Linked DNA regions of Homo sapiens: region 1 is linked to region 2. A link is a loop called in an ENCODE intact Hi-C map of the cell type or tissue named here. Cell type or tissue: dorsolateral prefrontal cortex. All regions are shown on one strand. Links, peaks and the distances in the headings refer to the core of each region. The heading gives the core; the rest is flanking DNA.

The links. A loop is a pair of places that touch in the nucleus more often than their neighbours do. Peaks named below come from ENCODE experiments on the same cell type or tissue, not always from the same donor. Only the 100,000 strongest peaks of a DNase experiment are listed, where the experiment ranks them.
Region 1: a loop joins it to region 2, with 3 times the contacts of the local background. A loop is called at or near these places in 5 of 110 quality-filtered maps.

Annotation. Positions count from the first base shown.
Region 1 is chr15:44,181,388-44,197,418 of GRCh38, forward strand. It overlaps FRMD5 (FERM domain containing 5), which reads right to left and starts at 13,884. Exons shown (of 14, transcript NM_032892.5): 1 at 13,566-13,884. The coding sequence starts at 13,667. RefSeq lists silencers at 13,215-13,274, 13,385-13,434, 15,669-15,904 and enhancers at 13,768-14,269, 14,270-14,769, 14,285-14,384. In dorsolateral prefrontal cortex, for the core only: no CTCF peak of the experiment used is centred there; DNase peaks (open chromatin) are centred at 5,443 and 7,624; H3K4me3 peaks cover 2,266 bases; H3K27ac peaks cover 4,000 bases.
Region 2 is chr15:44,121,623-44,137,653 of GRCh38, forward strand. The region is part of intron 1 of FRMD5 (FERM domain containing 5); the gene reads right to left. Among named protein-coding and RNA genes, the nearest start is that of FRMD5, 66 kb to the right of the region's middle. In dorsolateral prefrontal cortex, for the core only: a CTCF peak has its summit at 9,349; no DNase peak of the experiment used is centred there; H3K27ac peaks cover 1,857 bases.

The sequences.
Region 1 (16,031 bases), core at 5,154-9,153, 57 kb after region 2:
GCAAAAAATAGTAAGGAGATGTCCCATGTGCCCTTCACCCACCTTCCCCCAGTGGTAAAATCTTACATAACTATAGTATGTTATCAAAACCAGGAAATTTACATTAGCACTGAAATTTAATTCACATACCATAAAATTCACCATTTTATAGTATACAATTAAATGGTTTTTAGTATGTTCCCAGAGTTGTGCAACCCTCACCACTAACTAACCACCTTTTAAAGTCATCATAAGCTGGGCACGGTGGCTCACACTTATAATCCCAGCACTTTGGGATGTTGACGTGGGAGGATTACTTGAGTCCAGGAGTTTGAAACCAGCCTGGTCAACATAGCAGGACTCTGTCTCTACAAAAGAAAATTTTAAAAATTAGCTGGGCTTGGTGGCATGCACCTGTAGTCCCAGATACTGGGGAGGCTGAGACAGGACTGCTTGAGCCCAGGAGTTCGAGGGTAAAGTGGGCCAAGATCATGCCACTGCACTCCAGCCTCAGCAACAGGGCAAGACCGTGTCTCAAAACAAAACAAAACAAATAATATCACCATATCATAACTCTCAAAAATAGAAAACATGATGGGTTCATTTTTTCACCTATTTTGCTCAAGCTATAGGTAACTTTACATTTGCTTTTTTTTTTTTTTGAAACGGAGTCTCACTCTGTCGCCCAGGCTGAAGTCTAGTGGTGCGATCTCGGCTCACTGCAACCTCCATCTCCCAGGTTCAAGCAATTTTCCTGCCTCAGCCTCCCGAGTAGCTGGGATTACAGGTGTGCGCCACCATGCCTGGCTAAGTTTTATATTTTTAGTAAAGACAGGGTTTCATCTTGTTGGCCAGGCTGGTCTTGAATGCCTGACCTCATGTGATCTGCCCACCTTGGCCTCCCAAAGTCCTGGGATTACAGGCGTGAGCCACCACACCTGGCCCTACATTGCTTTTCTTTTTTTTTTTTTTTTTTTTTCTGAGACGGAGTCTCGCTCTGTCACCCAGGCTGGAGTGCAGTGGTGCGGTCTCGGCTCACTGCAACCCCCACCTCACAGGTTCAAGCAAATCTCCTGCCTCAGCCTCCCAAGTAGGTGGGACTACAGGCACATGCCACCATGCTTGGCTAATTTTTTGTATTTTTAGTAGAGACGAGGTTTCATCATGTTAGCCAGGATGGTCTCGATCTGACCTCGTGATCCACCCACCTTGGCCTCCCAAAGTGCTGGGATTACAGGTGTAAGCCACCGCATCAGGCCCATTTGCATTATTTAATAATCATTTTTTCAGAGCTAATACTTTTATTCATACACATCTACAATCAACATATATTAAGCCCCTTGGTGACACCTTAGTTACTAGCTGTACAAAGATATCTCTGCTCTTCAAACAGTTCACAGTACACTGAGAGACAGACATGTGAGAAAATATTCACATTTCATTTTTTGAGACGGAGTCTCGCTCTGTCGCCCAGGCTAGAGTGCAGTGGCATGATCTCGGCTCACTGCAAGTTCCGCCTCCCGGGTTCACATCATTCTCCTGCCTCAGCTTCCCCAGTAGCTGGGACTACAGGCGCCTGCCACCACGCCAGGCTAAATTTTTTTTTTTTTTTTAGTAGAGACGGGATTTCACCATGTTAGCCAGGATGGTCTCGATCTCCTGACCTCGTGATCCGCCCACCTTGGCCTCCCAAAGTGCTAGGATTACAGGCGTTAGCCACTGTTCTGGCAAAAATACTCACATTTCAATATGGTAAGTGCTATAAGTCCCCCAAGGCACTGCCCAGCAACAATGGGGAGGGAGTCTACCCTGGAACAAGAAGGCTGGTGATCCATGCAGTGAGAAAAGGTGCATACAGAAGATGAGACAAGACAATGCTGGAAAGGGGGGTAGCAGAGAGATTATGGAGGGCCTTCTGTGCCATGCTAAAACGCTCCTGTTATCCTGTAGGCAATGGGAAAACCATGTAGGATTTTTAAAAGATAAAATATTAGAGGTGCACTTGGGAAACATGTGAAAGATGTGAATGGGCCCACCACTCCACAGGAAGGTAAAACCTACACAAGTTGGTCCCCACATCTGGCAAGGGCAAATGGGAAGCCAGAGAATAGAATGTGGTCAGCACTAAATAGTTAGTGGCCCGTCCAGCAGAGGGTTCTATACCCAGCACCAGTGCACTGTGGCAGAGTATTGTGCAGTGAGGTGTTCACTATGACTCATTGATTGTTGAATATTTTAAATGTCACCCCCACATGGAGGCCAGGCCCAGAGGGCTCCTTTAAACCATTAAGCCTCTACCATCACACACAGCTACAACAACAAAAAATAGATCTCAGCCGGCGCGGTGGCTCAGGCCTGTAATCCCAGTACTTTGGGAAGCTGAGGCAGGTGGATCACCTTAGGTCAGGAGTTCGAGATCAGCCTGGTCAACATGGCGAAACCCTGTCTCTATTAAAAATACAGAAATTAGCCAGGTGTGGTGACTTGAGCCTACAGTCCGAGCTACTGGGGAGGCTGAGGCAGGAGAATCACTTGAACCCAGGATGCGGAGGTTGCAGTGAGTCAAGATTGCGCCACTGCAGCCTGGGCGACAGAGCAAGTCTCCGTCTCAAAAAAAAAAAAAAAGATCTCCAATGTTCTTTCATTATCCTCAACCTGCTTCTCCAGATTCTCCCTCCAGATTCGTCCAGGTATTTCTGCTTAAGGCTCTCACTCCAACCCCTCTGTTTCTCTGTTTTGATCTTTTGTTTCTCCATTTAGTCAATCATTTTAATTCTCCCTCCACTCTAACTTCGGCTGTCTAAAGTAAGGCTTTACTGGCCATGGAAAGTCCACCTCCTGCCATCATGTCTACCCATTCCTGAAGCACCAGACCTGAAGACATAGTAGACACAGAGTCACATTGGGTCTATTAATCCATTAAGAAATTATTACCAAAAAAAGTTAATAGAAAACTCTTAACATATAATACCAATCCAGCTAAAGCCCAAGGTTTTCAGGAATCTTTAGGTTGGAGTTTCAAGATGTCATTTTATACAATACAGATTTCCATTTGTTTGTACTGCCTCAATTAACTAAATATACAACACTCTTAAGTTTAAAAATGAACTTAAAGTACACATATCACATTATGCCTTAGTGTACATTTACATACACTATGAATGCACCTATTTAATACCTCTCACTACCAAGAGAAGGTGTGACCATCACACAAAGAATCTTACCAGCAAAGGTATAACTAAGCAGTGATGGCAATTAGAAATGGTGATAAAAGACTCTATTAAATGAGAGGCTAATAGTATAAATTAGCATAAAGCAAAGGAGATAATAAGAGATGAACAGAAGGGCTATCTTGTTCAGGAAAGATGGCAAGAAATAAAATTGTGGAATTCAGAAAGTGAAAAAAAAGTAAAATTCTTCCACTTCTTTTGTCATTGTCTTTCAGCCAGAAAGTAGCTTATGTGAGATAAATCATTAGTAAAAATAGTCCATAATATTTTATAATGACACACTGAAAGATCTCATTTGCAGCAAGATAGTATATCATTATATCTGTCTCTTTAAAAATAATCAGACTGACCAGTATACCCAATATTACAAATTAGAATATGGGTAATATCTCCTTACCATAAAATTAGAAAACAGTTTATAGATGTACAGTCTGTAATGTGGCTATTCATTTAAACAAACTTTTTAAAATTATTTAAGATAAATTTAAAAGTAAGCAAAGAAAGTATTAAGTTTTCAGATTAGCTGTGCTGCTTAGTTGGTTCAGTGTTTTATGTTCTGTAGCTACACCAAGCAAACTCCTCTCCTGGTTTTTTTAAAACCTATTTCACATGTACTAGAATCTGAAGCTGGGCATAGTTTGAAGAAGTTGCATTCCAGTACTGGGACTTCCTTATGTTTTTATCAGAGTTTCACTGCTCAACAGCCAAATTTCTTTTGATAGTATAACTTCCAAATGGCCTCCCGAAGAGCTGAGGGGCTATTCTGTTAGACAGATAAGTGTATACTGAGAAATTGCAGGCTTAATATGCCTTATAACATTCCAGGCATCATTGCCAATCCATGGAGTCCTTCTGACCTACAAACCTCCAATTCCATAATAACTTTGGGGCCTTTAGAGTCTTCTAGAGGCAAGGCCAGGCATGGTGGCTCACACTTGTAATCCTAGCACTTTGGGAGGCTGAGGCGGGTGGATTGCTTAAGGTCAGGAGTTTAGAAACCAGCCTAGCCAACATGGTGAAACCCCTTCTGTACTAAAAATACAAAAATTAGCTGAGCGTGGTGGTGCATGCCTGTAATCCCAGCTACTCAGGAGGCTGAGACGCAAGAATTGCTTGAACCCAGGAGGCAGAGGTTGCAATGAGCCGACATCATACCACTGAACTCCAGCTTGGGCGACAGAGTGAGACTCTTATCTTAAAAAAAAAAAAATGCTCTAGAGGCAAAAAATCTAAAAGAGGGCAGGCTAGATGCTTTCTCCATCTTAAATTACCTCTGGAAGTACATGAGATCCTTATGTGAATTCACTAATTCTGCTTTCTTGTGTTTTTTGTCTGTTTGTTTGTTTTGAGACAGAGTTTCTCTCTTGTTGCCCAGGCTGGAGTGCAATGGCGTGATTTCGGCTCACCCACAACCTTCGCCTCCCCAGTTCAAACGATTCTCCTGCCTCAGCCTCCAGAGTAGCTGGGATTACAGGCATGCGTCACCACACCCAGCTAATTTTTTATTTTTAGTAGAGACAGGGTTTCTCCACGTTGGTCAGGCTGGTCTCAAACTCCAGACCTCAGGGGATCCACCCACCTCGGCCTCCCAAAGTGCTGGGATTACAGGCGTGAGCCACCGCACCCGGCCTTTCTTGTGTTATGATCAATGTTCTTACCTGCTTGGTTCAAGTCTAACAAAACAAGAATCTTAGTGGCACCTCCTGCCTAGAGTATTTGGAATCCTTTGGAAATCCTGAAGCCAACTTTTCCACTCAGTATCCTCAAAATTAGACTGAGGCCCAGACTACAGGCCCTTGGGTTAAGTCAGGGTGTAGAGAAAAAAGGCTCTGCACCTGTCTGGAGGTGAAGGATAATTTGCCTGACTAAGGAGTGCCTGGATGGAGTACCAGACTATGAGGGTTCCTAATGATTTGGCTTTTTCCTGCTACAAGTTCACTGAAAGTGGCCAGACATTTGAGTGTGCCCTAGGGCATGCGGGTTTGATGTACCACTATTTATTTCAGGTCTTGGGCCTGTGGGCCTTTGCTAATTTTTCTGGCTCCCACAATACCACTTCACAGCAAGCCCCCTTAATCTCTCCAATAAAGTGGAGTGTCCGTATTGTCAGTCATCCCCTATTCATCAGTCTTTAGACTATCCCTTCTTTTTCTCCTTTTCCAGAGCAAAATAACCTATTAGCATTGGCATTCTGCCGAACACTGATTGCCCAAATGCCGAACAGTGCTTTCTTGGAGGTTCCCATCCCCAAAGCTCTAGCCTGGCATTGTGTTGAGTGCTAAAAGTACACCCTGTATAAGGCTGGGAACTTCGAAGCTGTCAGGGGTTCACTGGGGAATTCAGAGACGCAATCCTCGGTCCTCAAGAGAAGCTATTTTTGGTGGCCACTTAGGTTTGGGAACAGAGATGCTGAAATGTGCCTTTTAGGACTCCATGGGTCACATTTCTTAACTGTTAATGCACAATTGGGGCTGCACTGTATTCATCAAAGGATTTTCAAACATCGGCTAAATGTTACAATTTGATACCCTCTTTTTTGTCAGATGATTAAACTGATCCTGAAGAGAAGAGTCCTCTTGGAAATAAAATTCATATGTAGTTACTGCAGCCACAGAATGAAGATTGAAATCTGAATCCACCTTTTCTTGACATAATGCCATTGCTTTGTGAAGAATCTTAATTTGTGTTATACAATTTTAGAATTAGATTTAATTCAACACTAGCTTTATGCATTATTAGTTTAGATTGATTCCTCTCTGCATGTCAAGTATGATTGAAATTTACTGACAGGAATTTTCCCCAAGCAGATTTCTGTTGTTTGACTCAACTATACCAGAGTAAGTCAGATAAACATACTAAAGAAAAAAACTAAAGACTTTACATTTTTAACTTTTCCACTTAGAAGTAGTCTGCTGTTAACTCAGCCTCTAATGCTCTTTACGCATCCCCATGCCATTTTTGCTTTTGGCAATTTTTTTTTTTTTTTTAGGAGACAGCGTTTCCATCTGTAGCCCAGGCTGGAGTACAATGGCACAATCATAGCTCATTGTAACCTCAAACTCCTGGGCTTACAAAATCCTCCCACCTCAGCCCCCTCATGTAGCTAGGACTACAGGTATACACCAACATGCCAGCCTAAATTTTAAATTTTTTGTAGAGACAAGGTCTTGCTATGTTGCCCAGGATAGACTCAAACTCCTGGCCTCGAGGGATCCTCCTGCCTTGGTCCCCCAAAGCACTGAGATTATAGGCATAAACCACAGTGCCTGGCCCTGCTTTTGGCAATTTTTCATAACCTGGTTCAAATTTCATCTCCTTTGAAAAACAATTATTAATTTTGGAATCCCTCCCCATTTCCCAAACTCCAACCCAAATCTGCATTGCCACAACATATCCCCTTGTCTTAGCTCCAAATTCCATGATGCTTTATAGTTTGTTATTTACGTGTTTGCAATCCCTAAGTTGTAAGCCCTTCGACAACAGGGGCCTTGACTTTTCCTTTCCCCTAGTGCGTCAAGTTGTGAACAAAATTTATTTTTAAAAAATATACAAATATACAATAATCTACTGTTTTTAGGTCAGGAGAGACAAAAAATACTAACCAATAAATACAACAGCATCAAACTGGTATAATGACGCACTGCAGAATCTTTAGACTCCTACCCACTTGAAAATAGGTATGCATATCTGTAGACAACCTAGCATTTACCTTGCAAGGGAAGAGAATCTATTAAGACAATTCAGGAATAAATCAAAAGTTAGAAATGTGAGATTCCTTCTTCACCTCTCCCTCTCCCTCACATTTTACATCCAGTCAATCAACACTTGTCCATTTTACCTACTAAATATCTCTGTAACCCAGTAGTAGTGATTCTCAAACCTCAGCAAGCCTAAGAATCACCTGGAAGACTTGTTAAACAGACTGCTGAACTCCATCCCCGGAGTTTTTGATTCACTAGGTCTGGGATGGGGTCAAGAATTTGCATTTCTAACAAGTACCCAGGTGATATGGATAATGCCTATCTAGGGGCCATACTTTGAGAACCACTGCTTTATCCAATCCCTTATTTCATTTTCCATGCTTTGAGAGGCCTCACAATTTCTACTGAAGGAAAAGGGCCCCTGAATTGTGACATAGTAAAATGACTCAAATGAGGCATAAGAATAGCTAGATTTGGTCCTGATTTTGAATGGTTTTTCTTGGTGGGCAGTGGTTGTCTGAGGCTTTGAACTGATCTTTAACACACAGGAATGAGTTCTAGGCACTTCTGGAGTGGTCCAGAGCACCTCTAAATACGAAGCAGCAGATGAGGTCATGGTAATTCGGGGAGTCAGAAGTGGAAGGGTGGGGGGTTGAAAGCTATAATCACTGTCAAAGGGGTGTTTTCTGTAGACAAGTGAATGGAGCTATTGTACACAAACTCAGTGGTTGCCAAGCATGTGGCCCAATTATTTTGCCTTCATGAGCATGGCACGGAAGGATCTCTTTAGAGAACTTGATTCACACAAGTTTGTGTTTAGTCTAACGGTAGCAGGCAAAAGCCTGGGGAATTTGAACCTAAGAGTCTTTACAAGTTCCTGCCTCCCAAATCTAGGATATGATACTAGAAAGTTGGTAAGACCACAAAAGTAAAACACAATCTTTAGAAATAATACAACAATTACAACTGTTGAAAGACCAATATAGGGGCCTATCTTGGTCAAAATGTTGACAACAATAATGAAGATCACATGTTGACCTTGGGAGGCAAAAGGTCCATAATTTAAATTTCTCTGAGACAGTTTTAGCCTGATGGAGAAACTGGAGGTTGGGAGTATGTGAACTTAGACCCTCTGTTCCCCCTGGTTTATCTTTGGCTCTACCTGTATTTACAGTGCTTGTAAAAGTCAAGACTTTTTTTTTTTTTTTTGGGACAGAGTCTTGCTCTGCCACCCAGGCTGGAGTGCAATGGTGCTATCTCGGCTCACTGCAAGCTCCACCTCCCGGGTTCAAGCAATTCTCCTGCCTCAGCCTCCCGAGCAGCTGGGATTACAGGCATGTAACAGCACACACCTGGCTAATTTTTGTATTTTTAGTAGAGACGGGGGTTTTACCATGTTGACCAGGCTGGTCTCAAACTCCTGATCTCAAGTGATCCTCCCACCTCAGCCTACCAAATTGCCAGGATTACAGGCATGAGCCACCATGTCTAGCCAAAAGTCCAAAGAGTTTTATTGGTCACCAGGGTCTAGGGTCTTAAAAAGGAATGGAAGACCTGCTTCATTTGCTAGGATAGACATATGAATTGGCGATTTGCTGTCTTAGGGGAAACACCATTCTCCCTGCAACATGGGAATGGAGATGCTTTAGTACCCTTCAAATTTCCCAGCTGCATAAGAAAACCACTGAGGTGGTTGGCCTAAGCCCCAAAAAGTCAAGACCAGAAAACAGGGGCAACAACCATCACCTGGCCTCCAGGAAAGCAGCACTGTCCTTCCTGGGCACTACAGAAGTGAGAAACAGAAGCTATAAGGTTGCTGCCAATCCTCCATGATATTCACTTCTTTAGTACAAGCCTTAACTAGACACATTTGAGAGACGAGCAACTCGCAGAGTCAGACAGGATGTTATAGATGAGGCTATCAAAGGTGAATTCAACTTAAAATAGATATAACTAGAAACAGGATGGGAAGCATGGTCCACTTCCTCTTGGAGCAAGAGGTGAGAAAATGAGGCTGTGAGGAGGTCTGTCTCCTCTTTTATGGGGTACTAAGGGGAAAAGTGTGAAGGAAACTTCTGTAGCTATGGTGATCCCTACATCCAAAATCCTAATTCTGGCAGAACTCTAACACTCCATGAAGTACTGCATCACACAGTATTCATTTGATCTAAGCCCTCTAAACTTGCAGAGATGGAGGCAGGGGGACCTGAAAGTTTTGAAATCCTAAGAGACAAACCAAAAAGTCATAGGAGCTATACCAACTGGCACTCCACTAATTCAACAAAGGATAATTGCAGAAATTGACTTCATAAATACCTCAAAGACCTCATAAATACCACACTAACATACTGTACTTCTCACCCGGGAGAGGGGTCACACAGCAAAACGGTTTGTAATGGAATGGATTAAAACTATAAAGAGTTATACAGGTGTTAGAACTGTTTATTGTTTTCAGGAATAAGAAAATTTGAAGTGAAGTTAACATAGCAATCATGTAGCACAAACAAATTAGAACAAATATTTATTGAATTAAAACTATGTAAGGCATCGAACTAGATGTGATAATTCTTAGGGTTTATGATTTATAGCTTTCTCTTAATCTATTATAAACTCTAGAGTGCCTGGCAAGCACAGGGCTCAATACATTTGTTCTCTCCCTCCCTCTCTCACCCTAGCTACCACAGCTACTAAGTGGTTGAGCCACAATCAAATCCAAATATTGGTTATACTATGGAAATGCCCCTGCACACACATTCTATTTATGGTAGTATCTTATTTAACTGCACAATTTAACCTGGCTGCTTAATCCATTATTTTAATATGTCTCTCAGTAAAATCAAATTCATTTCTAGAGTAGCTCACCTTTCAGTAATCACAAAAAACTGATTAACATTTCTGACTTGAAAATAGGTATTTTTTCAACACATATTTCTATTAGAAATGTTGCAATATATATTCTCATAATTTATAAACTATTATAAGCTGAAAGATAGTTCAAAATCTATTCCTGGCCGGGTGCAGTGGCTCATGCCTGTAATCCCAGCACTTTGGGAGGCGAGGCGGGTGGATCACGAGGTCAAGAGATAGAGACCATCCTGGCCAACATGGTGAAACCTCGTCTCTACTAAAAATACAAAAATTGGCCAGGCATGGTGGTGGGTGCCTGTAATACCAGCTACTCGGGAGGTTGAGGCAGGAGAATCGCTTGAACCCAGGAGGCAGAGGTTGCAGTGAGCTTAGATTGCGCCATTGCACTTCAGCCTGGGCAACAGAGCGAGACTCCACCTCAAAAATAATAATAATAATAATAAAATAATCTATTCCTTATAAGCAGGGCATGGTGGTGCACTTCTGTAGTCCCAACTACTTGGGAGGCTGAGGCGAGAGAATCACTTCAGCCCAGGAATTCAAGTCCAGCCTAGGCAACATAGCAAGATCCCGTTTCTTAAAAACATAAAAATTCCTTAGGATATTACATGCCTAAGCACGTAAATGACTCCTTCAGTATACTGAGTTCAAAGATATTAGTTATCTTTTCATTTTTTAATTTTCCCTATTTTCTCCAAATAACAAAGTAAGCTGATAAATGTGGTAAATATATATATATATATATATATATATATATTATATATATATATATATATGTATCTCCATAAATGAAACAGATGAATGAAAAACAGATGAGTAGACCAGATCTGCATTTACGAGGAAATGACCTTCAAAACTGGCAGGGAGCTGTTAACAATGTTCTTCACAGGGGAGCAATTATACTACAACCCTCCTATGTATACTTTCATTTCTCATGGTCTACAAATACATTTGCATATCAGAAAGAGTGAAAGAATAGTCTGGTAACTGTGGCAACCTTCATTGAAAAGATATAAGGCATTTTCATTACCTTAATAATTACATCCTAAATGCCAGATCGGAATAAATGCTGCATTATGAAAGGATAGACAAATACTTTGACAGAATTTCTTATAACTGAAATTTACCAAATGGAACTATCATGACTCCAACCCAGTGATACATTTCTGATTCTGTAATATCCTAAGTAGTCTCTGATTATGCTAAGGCAGTAAAATCATTCTAAAATAGATACTTTATTTAAACAAAAATATGGCATACAACACTTTAAGGAAAATGAGTTCAAATTATCACCATAAAATATACAGTGCTACAATGCCTAAAATGTTGGGAATATTGCTTAACCTAATAAGAAGTTCACAGATCCTTTCCATACTGATTTAAAAGATCCTATGCCCAGTATTTAACAAATAAGCACATGCACATATACACACACACTCACTACAGAAATGCATGAAGGGAAAAGCTGATAAGAAAAGCTCAATTTCTAAATGTTCAAAAAAGCTACATGCAGAAAATGTTAATTTCATATAAGATACTGTCTTTTTGCTACATTTCCTCACATGGGTAAAAACAAAAGCAATTCGCCAAAGTGATGCCAAAGAATGACAACATTACATATACTTAACAATCCCTGTGTTCTTTAGATTCCATGCAAAAATCACAATGCACAATCATTAACATGTCTAGACAGTGGACACTTACTACAGTGTGGCCATATTACACCAAGCTTAATTTTTTAGGTGGCCTAGATATTTTATAAAATTAAATTGTAATAATGTAAAATGAGAGCAGTAGGAAAATAAGTACAGCTATAGTGGGATATAGCAAGCACAAATCCAATAAGTCCTATTTAACTCAAAAATATTTTTTTTCTAAATGGTAATAAAAACTACCCACAATTATAATACCAATCAAGCAACCTCAAAGGTTCCACTAACTGGGAAAAAAATAACTATTTGCCTCACTGCAATACTTTAAAACCACAAGGTTAACAATCATTTCTAGCGAAATGGTGATGTGAATTGTGTTTTATTTGTATTCTACACCTTGGCAAAAGTTAATGACCTGCCTCGGAAATTATTTCACATACCCCAAAAGTATTCTTAGGACTTATAAAGTCTAAATCTCACACTCCCCTTGATATGCTATTGGATAAATGCTTTAAATTTTAAAACAAAAGGATAAAGACTTTTAAAAAGCTCTAGACAATATACTCAAATGGTGAAGATATCAACTCAATGTATTCTCATACCCCAGCAAAACAAAAAAAGCAAAAAAAAACTGGACATGGCACAATGATACAATAGGAACAAAAAGTAGTATTCCACTCATTCAGCAAGGAAATAATACAGAGCATCTCTCTATCATATTCAACTACAAAAATCCTTTCACTTGATGGCTAGCATCTTTATGACTGCTTAGTCTGTATTTAAGTAGCCTTAAAAAGAGATTTTGTGCTCTTTCTCTACCCTCATGGATCTTTGGCAGCAGTCAGCACTTATGCCCAGAGCTGGTTTCGAGGGGAGGGAGAAAAGGGAAAGTGAGGAGAAGGCTGAACTGAGCACGGAGTCAGCAGAGACCAGCTGCTCTCATACACTACCCAGTGTCTTTCTCACACACCGCTATTTTCCGCGATTGAGCACTGTCAGCAAAAATAAATAAATAAGGAGGCGGGGGGCAAGAAGACACTGAGGGTAGGACCCAGGCCGACAGTTTTTGTCTGTCACATCTGAGCCAGAAGCCTCCTCCTGTTTTCCTGCTGCAAAGGCAAAGGATCAGGTGAGACCCCTCTGGGTCCAGCTCAATTAGCTTCTCCACAAAGAGCAGCTTCCGGCGATGAGCGCAGGATCCTCCTGGCTGATGAACTAAACACGGGAGCATTGTCAATGTTTTCAATCTCTGACTTTTTCATAAGGGAGGAGAGAGGGCTGTGACTGCATTCCCGGGAAAGACTACTACTCCTGACGTGCACACAGCAGTAGCGAAGGAACATGAGCAAGAGGTTGTAAAAATCCCTTCAAAAATACCAGGTTCTGAAAGAAATGCTGTTGAGCATTACCGTATTGTTGGCGTTTTTCCTAAGTCGCCGATTCTTCCTGGCCACTTCCAAGCCCCAAATCGCTGGGACTTGTTGCTAAATCTTTACCTCACGTCCCCTAGAACCGCCCAACACAATAAAATTTGGGGATCAAAAGGCGGGAGGGGGCCTAAATCTCTAAAACCCAGAGGACTGGGCTTCCTTCAATAGGCCACTCCGCATGGGCTGCGCGTTCAGTTCTACCTTCTGAAAGCTCTGACTCACAAATGGTGGGGGGAGGAATTATGACATAAACCATTATCCTTCCAACCCAAGAAAGATAAGAAAAGCCAGCCATACGTCCTTGCCCGGGCAGAGAGCCAAAGCCTGCGCCCCCGACGGGGCGGCCGGGCTAGGAGCCTACCGCCCTACCCGCCTCCCTCCGGGCGCCCCGGAAAGGTGCACCTTACTCGGGCGGGCTCGAGGAACCAGGACGGGGCGCCCTCACCCAGGGAGAGCAGGGTAGGACTTAGGGGTGTGGGACGCGGAGACTCGCCCCGCGGCGGCGGTGACACACCGGGTGCCAGGGCTCCGGCAGGGGCTCCGGTGAAGACGCCCTGCACTAGGGCGGTCCGCCGCAACCAGGAACGGACAAAGCACGGCGCTGGGGCTGGGGCGACCCCTGGGCGGCGGCCGCCGCCGGCCAAGTTGACCAGACTTGGGGGACAAGGGGGTCCCGCGGGCGGGGCGGGGCGGCGCGGCGCTGACCTGGATGGTGCAGGTGTACTCGCTGTCGTCCAGCAGCCGCACGGTGCAGCTGTACTCGCGCTCCAGGCTCCTGCTGCTGCCGCTCATCAACCTGCTCAGCATCTTCCCGCCCGCCCGCCCGGGAGCGACGCGGCGGCGCTGCGGACCCTGGACCAGGCGTCCCTCAGCCCGGCAGCTCCGCACCGACCCCAGGCACCTGCACCATCACCCCGGCCCCGTCGCTGCCGTTGCCTCCTGCTGGCCTCGTTCCTCCTCCTTATCCTCCTCCTTCCCTCAGCCGCCACCGCCTCCCCCCAGCCCAGATCAAGCGCCGGGCTCTGTCTCCTCGGCGCCCCAGTGCCCGTGCCCAGCTCGCGGGGCGGGGCCTCAACTGGAGGGGGCCAATGGGGGTCAGCGCGGCGGAACCGAGTGGCAGACCGAAAAGCCAATCGAGATAGAGTACTGGGATGATGGGCGGGATAAAGAAGCAATCACAGAAAAGCAGTCGGACCTAGTCAAGCCGGAGCAGCCCTCTAGCGTCCCAAACGAGGGGTTCCTCTCCGCCCCGTGGTTCCTATGGATGCTGTTTCCCCTCCCCCGGGCCAGGTGTGAGCACCCAACTGGATTGATGTCTGCCGCCTGAAATACACTTGATCTGCGTTTCCGAAGCCAAGCCTCGCACCCTGCAACACCGCGGTTCCCGCCCTCTTGGGAGCCGGAGCGAGGAGGCGGCAGGGTGCTGGATCACAGTCCCTGCACCTGCAGAATGCGGATACCTCTCGCTCCAGATAGGGCGACTGCCCCCGACCTGTGCTGTACCCTAAGTTGGCCCGTCTGGCCTCTGTGCTCCAGCCCTCTTATTTTGGGAAACAGGAGCTACTTAAATAAAAGCTAAAGGGACCTCAGAGGTTCTGAAGTACCCAGGTTTAATCCCCTAAAAAACCCTCCACTCTAACACCCTTTGCCTCCTTTTTATTTCAGAAGACAAAAGGAGACTGCTCCTTCAGCTGGTAGGGAGCAGAGGAAGCAATGAATCTTCTCCTTGCACTTTTAGAACTGGAAATTATGTCTTCAGACTTTCTCAATAGAACAACATAGTATGTCAGGAGGTATACATCACAAAGAATTGTCTCCTTCTCTTTGTCACCCCAAATTTACAGACTTCAAGGTTTTTTACCAGAACTTCAATAAGAGATATTCTCCCTCAAAGATTTTTGATGTGAGGAAATGTTATAAAATAATTATGTCGGCCGGGCGCAGTGGCTCAAGCCTGTAATCCCAGCACTTTGGGAGGCCGAGGCGGGCGGATCACCTGATGTCAGGAGTTCGAAACCAGCCTGACCAACATGGTGAATCCCCGTCTCTACTAAAAATACAAAAAAATTAGCCGTGCATGGTAGCACGCACCTGTAATCCCAGCTACTCGGGAGGCTGAGGCAGGAGAATCGCTTGAACCCAGGAGGCAGAGGTTGCAGTGAACCAAGATCACGGCCATTGCACTCCAGCCTGGGGGACAAGAGCAAGCCACCGTCTCAAAAAAAAAAAATAATCGTGTCAACATAGAACATTAATGCTGTAATAAATATATTAATTTAAAATAATGAAATAGGCATAATTTCCTATTACTTTCATTTGCACTGTTCTTGTTTATAGGTATAATGTGTAACAAAAATGAAACTCTACATTAGCCTAGAAAACTATCCCGCCTTTAAAGTATGCTTCTTCCCTAGTGTCTTTGGATTCCAATATTTTCCCCAATTTTTTTTTTTTTTTTTGCATGGGGAGATTCATTCTCTTTCATTCTCTCTCTCTCTCTCTCTTTCTCTCTCTCTCTCTCTCTCTCTTCCTCCCCCTCTCCCTCCCCCTTTTTCTTTCTATCACCTTAGTAACCTGGACTGCTCTTAATTGGTTGCATTCTCCTTTGTGGCATTTAATAGCCATAGGAGCAGGATTCTCTTTTCAATGCAATTTGGATGGAGTTAGTTATGAGTCTAGAACTAGTAAGTCAAGTGTTCCAGGCATAAAACCAGGCATGCGCTCCACTACTTTGTAGCTTCAGCAGGTAGTCTGATGCCTGAAACATAATAGGTATTCAATAAGTGTTGAACTGAATACAAAAATTAGCCGGGTGTGGTGGCATGCGCCCGTGGTCCCAGCTACTGGGGAGGCTGAGGCAGGAGAATCGCTGGAACCCGGGAGGTAGAGATTGCAGTGAGCTGAGATTGTGCCACTGCACTCCAGCCTGGGCAACAGAGCAAGACTCGGTCTAAAAAAAAAAAAATTGATGAACTGAAGTAAATGGAATTGACAGGTGTTCTACAGCACTTAAATCCCAGAGGAAGAAGACCTGTGAAGAAACTCAAAATTTCAGGAAGATCTTGGAGACAAGTAAAATTATTAATATGCCAAAGTGATATTCTACAAAGCTCAGCTTTGTTATGTAGCTGTAAGAAGATAATGAAATATTTCAGGCTGGGCGCAGTGGCT
Region 2 (16,031 bases), core at 7,814-11,813:
ATCTCCAGGCTTTAAAGGGGAAACTTACCAAAAAAAAAACAAAAACAAAAACAAAAAAACTCCTTATATGACAGTTGAAATAGTCTATTCAGGCTGGGGCAGTGGCTCACACCTTTAATCCCAGCACTTTGGGAGGCTGAGACAAATGGATCATGTGAGGTCAAGAGTTCGAGACCAGCCTGGCCAATATGGCGAAACCCTGTCTCTAACTAAAATACAAAAATTAGCCGGGCATGGTAGCGTGTGCCTGTAGTCCCAGCTACTTGGGAGGGTGAGACAGGAGAATCGCTTGAACCTGAGGGGTGGAGGTTGCAGTGAGCCAAGATTGCACCACTGCACTCCAGCCTGGGTGACAAAGGGAGACTCAAAAAAAAAAAAAAAAAAAAGGAAAAGAAATAGTATACTTTTCACTGTAACACATGAAATATATTTATTCAAATCACATTCCTAAATTATAGTGACATGTAAGTAGAAGCTTTGGTAAAAAATAAAAATTTCATTAAAAAAACGTAACAAACCTTGAAATACTCAGACATTATTTTAACCAAACGTAAGCTATTTACTTAAGGAAAGAGACAAACTGTTAATGGTAAAAGAAGGCATAAATAAATTAAAAGTTATACGTCAAGTAGATAAGACTAAGTTTTGAAAAGATAATAGGCTGGGCATGGTGGCTCACATCTGTAATCCAGCACTTTGGGAGGCCAAGGCAGGCAGATCACTTGAGGTCAGGAGTTCAAGACCAGCCTGGGCAACGTGGCAAAACCTTGTCTCTACGAAAAATACAAAAAAAATCAGCCAGGCATGGTGGTGCATGCCTGTAGTCCCAGGTGCACTTGGGCTGTACTGTGTGGTCTGAGGCAGGAAGATCGCTTGAGCCTGGGAGGCAGAGGTTGCAGTAAGCAGAGACCGCACCAGCCTGAGCAACAGAGTGAGACCCTGCCTCAAACAAAACAAAACAAAACAAAAACAAAAGATAATGGCTGGGCATGGTGCTCACACCTATAATCCCAGCATTTTGGGATGCCGAGGGGCCCAACCCAGGCTGAGGGCAGATCACGAGGTCAGGAGATGGAGATCATCCTGGCTAACACGGTGAAACCCCGTCTCTACTAAAAATACAAAAACAAAATTAGCTAGGCGTGGTGGCGGGCACCTGTAGTCCCAGCTACTCAGGAGAATGGCGTGAACCCGGGAGGCAGAGCTTGCAGTGAGCTGAGATCGTGCCACTGCACTCCAGCCTGGACGACAGAGCAAGACTCTGTATCAAAAAAAATTTAAAAAAAAAGATAAAACCTCTAATTTAATAAGTTTAATTCAATACCAATTAAAAGCCTTTCATATTTTCAGTGATGATGAGCCTGATAAATACAGAAAATAACATGGCAAGAATCATTTTATGGCTATCATAATGTGAACATTAATCAAAATGATATGGCAGGCCTGGCACAGTGGCTCACGTCTGTAATCTCAGCACTTTGGGAGGCCAAGGTGGGTGGATCACCTGAGGTCAGGAGTTTGAGACCAGCCTGGCCAACATGGTGAAACCCCATCTCTACTAAAAATACAAAAATTAGCCAGGCATTGTGGCAGGCACCAATAATCTCAGTTACTCTGGAGGCTGAGACAGGAGAATCACTTGAACCCGGGAGGCACAGGTTGCGGTGAGCTGAGATCGCGCCATTGCACTCCAGCCAGGTGACAAGAGTGAAACTCCATCTCAAAAAAAAAAAGTGATATGGCATAGGGTTAAAGAAAAGTGACCCTCAAGGAATATGATAGACAAGTTTATTTGGTACTATTTTCGTATATAAACAAGCTGGAAATCAATAGCAACTCAATGTTGGGTAAAGGAATCACCACTTGGGAATTGTTGGGATAACTGACTATTAGTACAGAAAATTTATTTATATACCTAGCTTGTTTCATATACCTATGTATCTGTAGAATTAAATATTTTTTAAAAAATAAAGAAACCAGAAAATCAACTTTTATAAAAAGCAACACAACACATTGAGAAAACTGACAAAAGTTTCTTGTCCAAAAATGTAAAAGAAAACAAACATGCAATTACATAAGGGCGACACCTAAAATTCACTCATAAGTGGTCAAAGAGAGAAAAAGATAAATTTTGAAAAAGAAAATACAAATGGGAATCATCTGAGAAAATACAATGTTAGAAATTAAAGAAATGCTAATTAAAATAGCTTTAAAGTACTACCGCTTAACTAGCAAGATGTAAATTACAAAATCTGAGGCTGACTGGGCTATATTTCTACTTAGTGACATTATCATTTGGTAAACTCTTCTTGAAAAAAACCAAGATTATGTAATAAGTACTATAAAATTGTTCATATCTTTTGGTTGTTTTGTTTTTTTGTTTTTTGAGACAGAGTTTTGCTCTTGTCACCCAGGCTGGAGTGCAGTGGCATGACCTTGGCTCACTGCAACCTCTGCCTCCTTGGGTTCTAGCAATTCGCCTGCCTCAGCCTCCCAAGTAGCTGGGATTACAAGCACTCACCACCATGCCTGGCTATTTTTTGTATTTTTAGTAGAGATGGGGTTTCACCATGTTGGCCAGGCTGGTCCCGAACTCCTGACCTCAGGTGATCTGCCCGCCTCGGCCTCCCAAAGTGCTGGGATTACAGGCGTGAGCCACCGTGCCCATATCTTTTTACCCAATAATTCCACCTGGTATTACAAGGAATGTAAGGAAATATTCAGTATCCTCAAAATAAAAGAAGGAAGGAAAAAAAGAGGTAGGAAGGAAGAAGAAAGAAGAAAAATAAAGATGTTCTTGTGGGCGATGGCTCACACCTGTAATCCCAGCACTTTGGGAGGCCAAGGCAGGCAGATCACGAGGACAGGAGATCAAAACCATCCTGGCTAACACGGCGAAACCCTGTCTCTACTAAAAATACAAAAAATTAGCCAGGCATGGTGGCACGCGCCTGTAGTCCCAGCTACTTGGGAGGCTGAGGCAGGAGAAGCACTTGAACCTGGGAGGCAGAGGTTGCAGTGAGCCAAGATCATCCCACTGCACTCCAGCCTGGGTGACAGAGGGAGACTTCATCTCAAAAAAACAATAATAATAATTTTAAAAAGATGTTCTTAGACATGCTATTTAAAACAGTGAAAAACTAGAAATCATCCAAGTATCCCTCAGAAAGAGAACGGTTATAAAAATTAGGATATATGAATAAGACAGACTTCAAAACAACAATTAAGAACATATCCAGAAGCCAGGCGTGGTGGATTGAGCAGAAGAGGACGGGAAGATCGCTTGAGCCCAGGAGTTCCAGACCAGCCTGGGCAATATAGTGAGATCTCATCTCAAACAACAACAAAAATCCACTGACAAATAAGAACAATTAATTTGGAAAAATGTAAATAAAGTTTTGTTTTTATTGTATTGTAGTCCTTTTTTCTTTGAAGTTACTTCAGTTCATGAAAAGGGTGTTTTCTTAGGTTGTCAATAAGAATGTTGTGCAAGTCAAAATCAAAACCTTACTAAAACTAGGAAAGAATAACTAGCTGGGCATTGTGGTTCATGCCGATAATCCCAGCTACTCAGGACACTGAGGCGGGAAGATTGCTTGAGTCCTGGCATTTGAGACTGTAGTGAGCTAGGATCATGCCACTGCACTCCAGCCTGGGCAACAGGGTGAGACCCCCATCTCTTAATAATAATAATAATAATAATTTACTATTTCATCCTCATCTATGGGTCTTTCATTCTATCAGAGAAGAACAGGAAATAGATCTGACATGGCTGATTTTCAGAGCCATTCTGATTATTACCATAGTACCTTGTGCTCTTACACATAATACCAAGCTAAACGTTAGATGATTTATTCCAGTTTCTTTCTAAATGCTGAGGTTAAAGCTGATTTTAAAATTCCTTTGCTTTACCTCAGGGCCTATGGAATTGAGGCTAAAGCCTCAGCTACAATTTCTGAGATCATGAAATTCTTAGACATGAGACGGGTGGCCTGATGAATACTAACTACTGTGATTTGACATTCAGACAAAATAAAAACTCTTATTTCTGAAGAAGAAAAGAGGACTAAGAAGATAATAAAAATCAGTTTTTCTTAACAGTCTTCCAAATTCCGACATCATTTTTATGACCTCTTGTGGTATTTTTAATGTGTCAATGATCACTGAATACAGCACTCATCACCAATCTTGCCACAGTAGTCCTCCTTTACTGTCATGTAGAATTGACTCTGCTACCCTGCCACCACTGACTTCAGGGAAGCACATTGACAGGGAAGCCCAGGACATCTTAGCCTTTTCCGAGTCTATCTAAAAGCAATAAAAAGCTTTTGAAAATGTAAGTAGTCTTATCGGTAAATTCTATAAATTACCTTTCACTTGAAGAAATTCCCACAGAGTTATGATCAGATAGTATCAAAAAAACCAATATAAGTGAAGTCAGCTACTGCAATGATTCTGCTGGACAAACACCAAAGTCTCATTAAAAATTCACCTCTCTGAACCTCCTCCCAAGAGATAATCAGTACCAGGATCATTTTCTCCTTTTCTCTTATATATGTTACCACATTAAAATGACACAATCCAGCTTGGTGAGTAAAAAAAGATTCAAGAAATATGGCTCCAACTGACAGCTTTGAAATCCAGGCACTTCAAAGTGTTTGAGATAATGGCATTTCCCTATGACAGGTGCTACTTTCCATAGATTTAACCTTCTTCTTTGCCACAGTAATTACTTTAGATCAAACTTCATTTTTAGAAAAAGCTGAAATGCATGAACTAATACAATAAATCTTTAAAATAATCTAAGTTTGTATGTGATCTGTGTTATGCCAGTTTTAGAGACTATGGGTATCATGCAGTTCCTAATAAAATGTGAGCATCTAAAAAACACTGAGTTTCTCTTCCATCCACAATGACATGATCCTGCCATAAACCTTTGCAGAAACATCACACCATCCTCTTGACCAGGAGCCAATTCCAATCTGAGTTTCACATTCTTATTGCCACACTCCAAGGACCCTCTACTCTTCATACTCTCCCACATAGGCCCTAGACTCTTCCCTCATTAGAATTTATCTAGTCCTCATTCTCTTTACCAGCCCATTGTTCCACCCTTCCTTTTGGCTCTCATACGTTATGTTCCTCCCACTCTCAGCTGACCAATCTTCCAACCTGTCATTGCCTAAATAACTTTGGAAATTAGTCTCCTTCATAAAAACTTTCCCAAGTAACTAGAAGTAAGGGGAATAGTCCAGTCAAGAGAACGTTAAGCTAATTAAACTAATGTACTTCCCTCATACCAATCACTGGGCACTGCTACATTCATGAACTATAAATACTTTTTTAAGTACTTTGATCCTAATGAATGTTCATTCTGCAATTGGTCACTTTAAATAATAAACACCTAGAGAGGAACAATCTTTCTGTATTCTATAGAACAGAACATGTTTCATATAGTCATTTAATAAACGTTCTTTTGAAATGGAGTCTCGCTCTGTCGCCCAGGCTTGAGTGCAGTGGTGCAATATCGGCTCACTGCAGCCTCCACCTCCCAGGCTCAAGGAAGTTCACGCAATTCTCATGCCTCAGCCTCCCAAGCAGCTGAGATTACAGACATTCACCACCACACCGACTAATTCTTGTATTTTTGGTGGAGACAGGGTTTCGCCATGTTGGCCAGCCTGGTCTCAGACTCCTGACCTCAAGTGATCTGCCCGCCTTGATGTCCCAAAGTGCTGTGATTACAGGCGTAAGCCACCACACCCAGCCTAATAAATGCTTTTTTATTGTGAAGGTAGTAAGAGACTTATACCCAGATCTCAATCTGGAGTCTTCAGTGTTCATTTCAGAAACTGAAAAGCAATGACTATCCATCACCACTCCCCACTTCCATGACTACTGTACAATCTCAACTTCATTGCTCTTGGCTCTCCTTTCCCTCAATTATATTTATTAATAAAAATAACCAGGCCGGGTGCAATGGCTCACAACCCGTAATGCCAGCACTTTGGGAAACTGAAGCGAGAGGATCACTTGAGCTCAGGAGTTTGAAATCAGCCAGGGCAACATGGCGAAACCTCATCTCTACAAAAAAATACAAAAATTAGCTGGGCATGGGGCACACCTGTAGTCCCAGCTACTTGGAAGGCTGAGGTGGGAGGGCCGCTTGAGCCTGGGAGGTTGAGGCTGCAGGGAGTTGTGATCTCACCACCGCACTCCAGCCTGGGCAATAAAATGAGAGTCTGTCTCCAAAATAAATAAATAAATAACCCAGCAGATGTCGATAATATTCTAAGATAACAAACTTTTAGTAACGTGAAGGAGGCAGCTGTAGCAATCTGGCTTTTCAACATTTTCCCTTTTGCTTATGCTTCCATTTTTAATTATTTAACTTATTTAGCAGCTATGCCAAGAGAGAGGAAGGTAAAATTTCGCCCCCACCGTACAGACAGAATCATGGCAGTTACATTTCAATGAAGCTTCTGAGAAAAAAAGCAATCTTCAAAAAATGCCCAAAAGAGCAACTATTTTTATATCCATACTATTTAGCACTCATGAGTTAAGAAATTAAGTTTCACTGGGCACAGGGGCTCAGGCCTGTAATCTCAGCACTTTGGGAGGCCGAGGCGGGTGGATCACATGAGGTCAGGAGTTCAAGACCAGCCTGGCCAACATGGCGAAACCCTGTCTCTACCAGAAATACAAAAATTAGCTGGGCGTGGTGGCGCAGGCCTGTAATCCCAGCTGCTGGGGAGACTGAGGCAGAATCACTTGAACCTGGGAGGCAGAGGTTGCAGTGAGTCGAGATCATGCCATTGCACTCCAGCCTGGGTGACAAGAGCAAAATTCCATCTCAAAAAAATAAATAAATAAAAATAAATTAAGTTTCACAAAGTAGTATCATTGAGAAAGAAATGGGATTATGAAGCTGATTAAGATATATGGTAGGCATACATCACTAGGATTTCAATATTGGCATTCATCATTGAGTAGGTTAGGGTATTCCTAGATATGTGCTTACCTAAGCAAACTGGTACCATTATTCAAAAATAAAATAGTCATACAGTAAATAATATGACTACTTTCAGGAGCTCTTCTACCATCCCCTCAACATCATTCTTCCTTTAAACTGAAGATGATAGGAATCAGAAGGAATTAAGACTGAATTTTTAAGATTTGAACAAGGATAGAAATAGGGAAATTAAAGGAGCTAAAAAAAAGAAAAAGAAAAAAAAACAACACAGAATGATGTGGTACGAAGTCCCTAAGCATGAGTGGGGAGAGAAGGCATATATAATGAGTTACTTTTGGAGAAGGTAGGCAGTGTTAACCAAACAGCAGCTAGGAGTACAACATTAGTGGAGGTCTGAAGCTCTTTACACAGTCAACAGCACTGGGCATAAAACATTTCCACATTATAAAATCTCAGGCAAGTCCTACTTTGAAAGAGATAATACAAAAACTGAGACTACAGGCTAACCTTAATCCAAATAGCCCTTAAGGATCAATGTCAATTATATTGGAAACATGTACAGAAAGCTCTTATGATTCCCCAATCTAAAATGAAAAAAAAAATCCCTTGCTTACATGCTATTTTTTAAAGTCAATTCAAGAAACTCCATCTAGTAAAAAATAATTTTGTCTCTAAAGCCAAAACCCAACTTTTGTATACTTAGTAAACATTTCATAAACCTAAAACCTGACCATTTTGATTATAAGTCAGATTCTAGAATTGCAAGAAGCATTGTCCCAAAAATGTAATAAGCAAAGGAATCACAGACTTTATCCCAGGGCTATGGAACTGTAACAACTTTGTCCTGTTTCTGAAGAATCCAGTGAGGAGTGATGGCAATTCCTCTGATTATGTCTTTATCCTGTCATCTATATCTCAGAGGCACTTTTTTTTTAATTTAAAATAAACAAAAAGTTAAAGTAATCCTTAGAGGTTCTCTGCAGTCCCCAGATATTAGAACTCAGTTTCTGCTTCAATATCCCATTAACTCCAAACTAGGAAAGACAGCTTAAAGTCATTTCCAAGGGCATCAAGAGATACTGTAGGATAGGCTTTTAGAGTGAAGCTTCTAACAGCCGTCCACATCACAAAAATGACCTAACTAGAGCCCAAAACAGAAGGAAGAGCCTTTTCCTCTCCAATTTTCACAGTCATTTTGTTTCTTCCAACAGAAAAGTCATTCTAGATGCTTTCACTTGCAGCAGTTCCTCAGGTTAGTAACTAGGACCCTTCCCATGATTGACTTCTGGCAAGGAACAAATGAGCCCCAGGCAAAGCACATGGGTCAGCAAACTTTTATAACCACTGTTTCCCAGAGAACATCAGCTTGGGGAAGGCCAACCAAGGACCTCAATGTCCACATTTACAATGTCAACTCTCCCTAACTCAGTGTCCTCTTCCTTCTCTTAAAAGATGCTGGGATGGTTTGCACCTTGCTTGGTGATTCCTGTGGTCAATGGCGCTCCCTCCAGGTGGGCTGCACTAATACTATAACCACCCTCTCCCCTCTAAACCCATCATGCTTCAGCAGGTTGCTAACACTCGTCACCATTATCACATCTATTACCCTGTGCAAGGTGAGGACCATGAGAGACTGACATCCCCGCCAATCCTTGGAGGCAAGAGGATTCGCCCACTAGTCTGGGACAGCTCTGCCTCGCCTTCATGGCCTTTTTCCCCACGGTGGCAAAGTCTATTAGATTCCTTCCCCAGGACCCTGATGGCATTCCTTTCCAACTCTTTTTCCAAAGATTACACTTCAGTTCTACTATTCCAGGGAACTTCCAAGTGAGACACCTGGCTCACTAGTAAAGCTTAGTTTTAGGTGACCCTGAATAACTAATAAGAAAAAGGATAAATCTATTGCAGTCCAGGCAAAGTGAACCTTCTTCAAAGTTCTAAAAAATGACTCTGGAGCAAGTCTTTCCATAATATGTTATTATCTACTAGAACTATAAAACCTGTTTAAGAATTTGTATGCTTAGCACTTCAGAAGGTACATATTTCTTCCAAACTTGAATAGTTACAAATTACAGGGCAGCACCTGTTTACAGTTGTATGGAACAAATGGAAAAAAGTAAGAGGGAGAAAGCATAGCATCTCTTGTGGAACTTTCATTCATTAGAACTTCAAAGCACAAAATGCATAGATTTACAGATTTACTTACAACCTTGACTCTGGCAAGCAGAAGCCAGCTTAGCATAAACTAGTTGGTGTTTACATTAAAAGAAATTATTATTTATATACTAGTAATTTCACAGTAATAGCAGTAGCAAAAAATAAGTAAATAAATAAATAATTTGTTTTCTTTGACACAGATGACCTCTACTGACCAAAGGATGAATCCAAGCCAGGATTTAGCCTTATAGTTATCCAAACTTTATCTCAAAGGCTATCTAGCCTAACAGTTTCTAATCCTTCAATTGCATTTATAAAATCTCCAAATCTTACTGTGCTGCCAAGGTTAGTGCTATCCACTTTCATTCAAATGAGTATCAAAAAAGTAATTCTTTAGACATTTCTCCAAAGAAGATCTACAAATAGCCAATAAGTACATGAAAATATGCTCAACATTACTAATCATTAGGAAAATGCAAATAAAAAATACAATGAAATACTACCTCACACCCACTAAGATGTCTATTATCAAAAAAACAAAAAATAACAAGTGTTGGTGAGGATATGGAGAAAATGGAACCCCTATAAACGGTAGGAATGTAAAATGATACAGCCACTGTGGAAAACAATACGGCAATTCCTAAAAAAAAAATCAAAATATAATTACTATATGATCCAAAGATTCTACTCTGGGTGTATACTCAAAACAACTGGGTCTCAGAGAGATATCTGTATACCCATGTTCATAAGCAGCATTATACACAATAGCTAAAACATGAAAGCAACCCATGTCAATCAACAGATGAATGAATATGCAAAGTGTGGGATATACATACAATGGAATATTATTCAGCCTTTAAAAGGAAGGAAATTCTGACGTATGCTCTAATATAGATGAACCTTGAAAACATTAGGCTAAGTTAAATAAGCCAGTCACAAAAAGAGAAATACTGAATAAATCCACCTATATAAGGTACTTACACTAGTTAAAATCATAGAGACAGACAGTAGAACGGTGGTTGCCAGAGTGTGGTGGGAGAATAAAATGGAGAAGTATTGTATAATGCAGTGGTCCCCAACATTTTTGACACCAGGGACTGGTTTCATGGAAGTCAATTTTTCCACAGGTGGGCGGGAGATGGTTTTGGGATGATTCAAGTGCTTTACATTTATTGTGCACTTTATTTCTATTATTATTACATTGTAATATATAATGAAATAATTACACAACTCACCATATGTAGAAGCAGTAGGAGCCCTGAGGTTTTTTTCATACAACTAGATGGTCCCATCTGGGGGTAATGGGAGACAGTGACACATCATCAGGCATTACATTCTCATAAGGAGTGCGCAGCCTAGATCCCTTGCATGGGCAGTTCACAAAAGGGTTCACGCTCCTTTGAGAATCTAATGCCACCGCTGATCTGACAGGAGGCGGAGCTCAGGCGGTAACGTGAACGATGGGGAGTGGCTGTAAACACAGATGAAGCATCACTTGCTCGTCCACCACTCACCTCTTGCCGTGTGGCCTGGTTCCTAACAGGCCATAGATCAGCACCAGTCCATGGCCCGTGGGTTGGGGGACCTCTGATGTAATGGGTATAGAGATTCAGTTTTACAAGATGAGAAGAGTTACTGGGGACAGATAGTGATGATGGTAGTACATTATGAATGTGTGTGTGTGTATTTATTTAGAGAAAGAAACTCACTCTGTCATCCAGGCTGGGGTGCAGTGGCATGATCTCTGCTCACTGCATCCTCGACTTCCTGGACTCAAGTGATCTTCCCACCTCAGCCTCCCAAGTAGTTGGGACTACAGACATGTGCTATCACACCCAGCTAATTTTTCTATTTTTCGTAGAGACAGGGTTTTGCTACATTTCCCAGGCTGGTCTCAAACTGCTGGACTCAAGCGATCCTCCAGCCTCAGCCTCCCAAAGTGCTGGACTTACAGGCATGAACCATCATGCCTGGACATCATGAATGTATGTATGTATGTATGTATGTATGTATTTATTTTTTTGAGACAGAGTCTCGCCCTGTTGCCCAGGCTGGAGTACAGTGACACAATCTTGGCTCACTGCAACCTCCGTCTCCCGGGTTCAAGCAATTCTCCTGCCTCAGCCTTGCCTCCCGAGTAGCTGGGACTACAAGTGCTTGCCACCATGCCTGGCTAATTTTTGTACTTTTAGTAGAGATGGGGTTTCACCACGTTAGCCGGGATGGTCTCAAACTCCTGACCTTGTGATCCGCCCATCTTGGCCTCCCAAAGTGCTGGGATTACAGGCATGAGCCATCATGCCCAGCCACATGAATGTATTTAATACCACTGAACTTAAAAATGATGACACTTAAAAATGATTAGGCAGGAGAATCCCTTGAACCAGGGAGTCGGAGATTGCAGTGAGCTGAGATCGCGCCACTGCACTCCAGCCTGGCGACACTGCGAGACTCCGTCTCAAAAAAAAAAATCAAAACAAAACAAAAAAATGATTAAAATGGCAAATTTTATATGTATTTTAGTACTATAAAAAACTGAAAAGGCCGGGCACGGTGGCTCACATCTGTAATCCCAGCACTTTGGGAGGCCGAGGCAGGCAGATCACAAGGTCAGGAGATCGAGACCATCCTGGCTAACACGGTGAAACCCCGTGTCTACTAAAAATACAAAAAATTAGCCAGGCGTGGTGGCAGGTGCTTGTAGTCCCAGCTACTTGGGAGGCTGAGGCAGGAGAATGGCATGAACCTGGGAGGCAGAGCTTTCAGTGAGCTGAGATCGCACCACTGCACTCCAAGCCTGGGCAACAGAGTGAGAATCTGTCTCAAAAAAAAAAAAAAAAAAACTGAAAAAAGATAGAATTCTTAACTATGTCTGTGAGGAATCTTTAAAACTACTTATTTAAAAAGAAAAAATAAAGAAAGAAAAGATGCTAAATAGAACTTAATTCTGACAAACCAGAAAGAATAGGTTGGTGTTGTAACGATAACAAAACTCTAGGAAAAAGAAGAAGAAGCCTATATAAAATTCAAGTATTTAATCACACACAAAAAATTAACACTGGTCATATCAGGCATACATATTAAAGTTTAAGAGTTTTAAAGTTTTTAATAATAGATTACAAAAGTTCAGAGAAGAATCAGATATAAGCCAATGTCCAGAGATTGTAAATAATAATAATAATTTTAGCCCTAGAAGGCTGAAAAAATCAAAACTAAAAGAAAAGGAATAAAAGGGAGAGAACTCTAAATAAGCCAATATGGATGGTCAAGGAACTCTCTGAAGCACCCAAACTTTAAAAGATGTGTTCAAAAGATAGATGGAAAATAATCAGATGGCCAAAGCAAGACATGCAAAAGACTGGCAAATACTTTGTTTTTTTTTTTGAGACAGGGTCTCACTCTGTTGCCCAGGCTGGAGAGTGCAGTGGCACAGTCATAGCTGGAACTCCTGAGCTCAAACTATCCTCCTGCCTCAGCCTCCTGAACAGCTAGAACTACAGGTGTGCATCACCACGTCCAGCTTTACAAATACTTACAAAAGAATATCTGGAAGGTGAAGGCCCAAAATGAGCTAAGGCTCATGAAAAATATGGAGGGCAATATTAACAGCGCTTCTTAGAGGCATAGAAAGTGAGGAGAATAAGGGTGTGGTAATTGTTTAAAAAATAAAGCTAGGTAAGAGGATAGAGAGGTATATTTTATTTTTATTCTTTTGAGACAGGGTCTCGCTCTGTCACCCAGACTGGAGTGCAGTGGCATGATCTCAGCTCACTGCAACCTCCGCCTCCCAGGCTCAAGAGATTCTCCTGCCTCAACCTCCCGAGTAGCTGGGATTACAGGCGCGCGCCACTATCGTCTGGCTAATTTCTGTATTTTTAGTAGAGACAGGGTTTCACCATGTTGGCCAGGCTGGTCTTGTACTCCCGACCTCAAATGATCCACCCTCCTCGGCCTCTCAAAGTGCTGGGATTACAGGCACGAGCCAACGCGCCCAGCCCCGAGAGGTGTACTTTAGCTAGTCAGTGATAGCCTTTCTGAGAAGGTGGCATTTGAATGCAGACCTGAATTAAATGAGGGTGCAACCCATGGGAGAAAGACCCTGCAAGCTGAGGCGATAGCAAATGCAAAGGCCCTGAGTTGGCAAGATGCCTATGTGAGAAACAGCAAGAAGATTAGGGCTAGAATGGAGGGAACAAGGAAAGAGCAACAAGAAATAGGTGGAAAGATCTGACTCATACTTTGAAAGTGTTACTCTCGCTACTGTAGAAAAGAGACTATTGAGGGATAAGCATGAAAGGAGACGGACCTGCTAGGAGGCTACAAGTTCAGGACAGGAATGAACTCTCATTTCTAAAAAAGTTTGAATCCCCAAATCTATACAAACTATACCTCAGAGTACTGAAAAAATGTAAAGATGTGTGGTTCATACAACCACCCTCAATAATTTTTTACAACTTATAAAAAACAAGAGTAGTGCCAGAAGCCTGGAGTTAAATGTTTTTCTAAGTTTTCACAAATGGAGAAAAGGAAAGGCAAATTTCAGAAACTAGGAGTCAAAACAAGCCTACTATGAACAAAACAAGCCCCACTGGCTTTATTTCCTCTAAGAAAGCATCAGCTGTTTCCAATTTTTTCATATTTCCTTACAGTACCTATTCCTATGCATACCTGATTTTTCAGTTACAATTATAACATAGACATGTTTTATTGCCTAATTATTATAGATTTTACTATATTACAGACATTTCTCTGTGTTGTGACTCTGACATCAGTTTTTAAATAACTACAAATTGGGTCAGGCATGGTGGCTCACGCCTGTAATTCCAGCACTTTGGGAGGCCAAGGCAGTGGGGATCACAAGGTCAGGAGTTCAAGACCAGCCTGGCCAATGGTGAAACCCCATCTCTACTAAAAGTACAAAAATTAGCCAGGCGTGGTGGTGCACACCTGTAGTCCCAGCTACTCAGGAGGCTGAGGCAGGAGAATTGCTTGAATCCGGAAGGTAGAGGTTGCAGTGAGCCGAGATCGCACTACTGACTCCAGCCTGGGAGACAGAGTGAGACTCTGTCTCAAAAAAAAAAAAAAAAAAAACTACAAATCAAAGGCAACAAGGAGACAAGTTAGTAGACGCATAAAATTTTCAGGATATTTTTGCTTATTTCCTGAACTATATTCATAATATTATTTAAAATACAAATCTGACACCAGTTAAGTTTTGGGTCGCAGTAAGTAATGCCAGGAAAATTATTAAATAGAACATTTCCCTTTTTTTCTTTTCTTTTTTCTTGAGACAAGGTCTGGCTCTGTCACCCAGGCTGGAGTACAGTGGCGCCATCTTGGCTCACTGCAACCTTCACCTCCCAGATCTTCCCACCACCGTCTCCCGAGTAGCTGGGACTACAGAGGTGAGCCACTACACCTGCCTATTTTTTGTTTTGTTTTGTTTTGTTTGGTAGAGACGGGGTTTCACCATGTTGTCCACGGTGGTCACAAACTCCTGGGTTTAAGCAATCCACCCACCTCAGCCTCCCAAAGTGCTGAGATTACAGGCGTGAGCCACGGTGCCTGGCCTGAAATAAAACTTTTCTTATCAGGTGCAAATAATATTTTAATAAAAATGGAATGTCAGAAATCCCAGAACCCTTTCACAAAGATGGCTAGAGTTAATATTTTTATTCTATAAATTCTGGAGAAGGACTTTATTTCTCTAGGCACATAAGTCACAAACTGGCTATGATAAAATATAAAAGTAGAAAGAAAAGAGGGAGAGTAAGATTTATTTGTAGCTAGTTGATATTTTCTACTTTTGATCATATTAATTCATCATAGTCAAGGAACACAACCCTTTATTACCTTGCAGTGGTAGAAAAATGTGTTGCATCTTCCAAATGTCCTTAGGCCAATCACTTTGCATTAAAATCCTAATAAACACTGCCTTCTTTCTCCTCTTCTAGGGTAACACATGCCATTATATTTCAGTTTTGCAATGTTATGGTTGAGACAACCTTGCAATCAATAATGGTTTTACATACCAAGGAACAAAACGAAATCATTTGAAATTGAAAAACAATATAAGTAACAGATAATTCTTGTTAAAATGGCTGTGTAGGTTCATACTTTGAGGTCACACACCCCAACACATACAAACTCCTGCACCCTTCACACAACAGCGATAGATAAAAAATTAAAAAAATTCTTAAAAAAGGAAAATTATAGCTGCCATATTAGTTAGAGTTCAATTGCAGGTATAAAAAAACCTCTAATATTTTAAACAGGATCAGATTTAATATTTAGGTGCTAACACTTAGATGCTAATAAAATAAATGTAAGAGTTGGAGGAGGAGGTTATAAGCTAGACCTTAAGGAATGTAACTCAGAATCCACACAGAACTGGCCTGCCAAAGGAACTGCCACCTCTGCCACCATCGGAAAGCTTGAGGAAGCAAGGCACTCCTGTGCCAAGTGCTGGCTACAGGATCACACCTCCTTAGCCACAGTCCAGGAATTCGGTAGCCACCAGTGTGATTGCTGTCTCCAAGAACATACTGCCTTAGCTTCAGTTAGATCAATAAGCTCCCACCAGAATTGCTGGCTCTGAGGAATGCAGCCCATGGCTGCAATTTGGGGATTAGAAACACTGTAAACGCCAAACCACTGGATCTGCATCAGCAAAATGAATGCTCTGTGCCCTACCACCCTCTCCCCACTGACTCAATTCTGAATTCAAATCTCATGCAAGTAAATATGATTAATGGAATCGGAATCATATCAGGAACTCTAGAGGTAAGGAAGCCTAACTAGTACTTTTTACTTTCCAGTCACTGTAGCACAGGAAGGCATACCAGAAGGAGGTTAAAACAGATGCTAAATTAGCCCATCTATCATACATGCCATATCCATC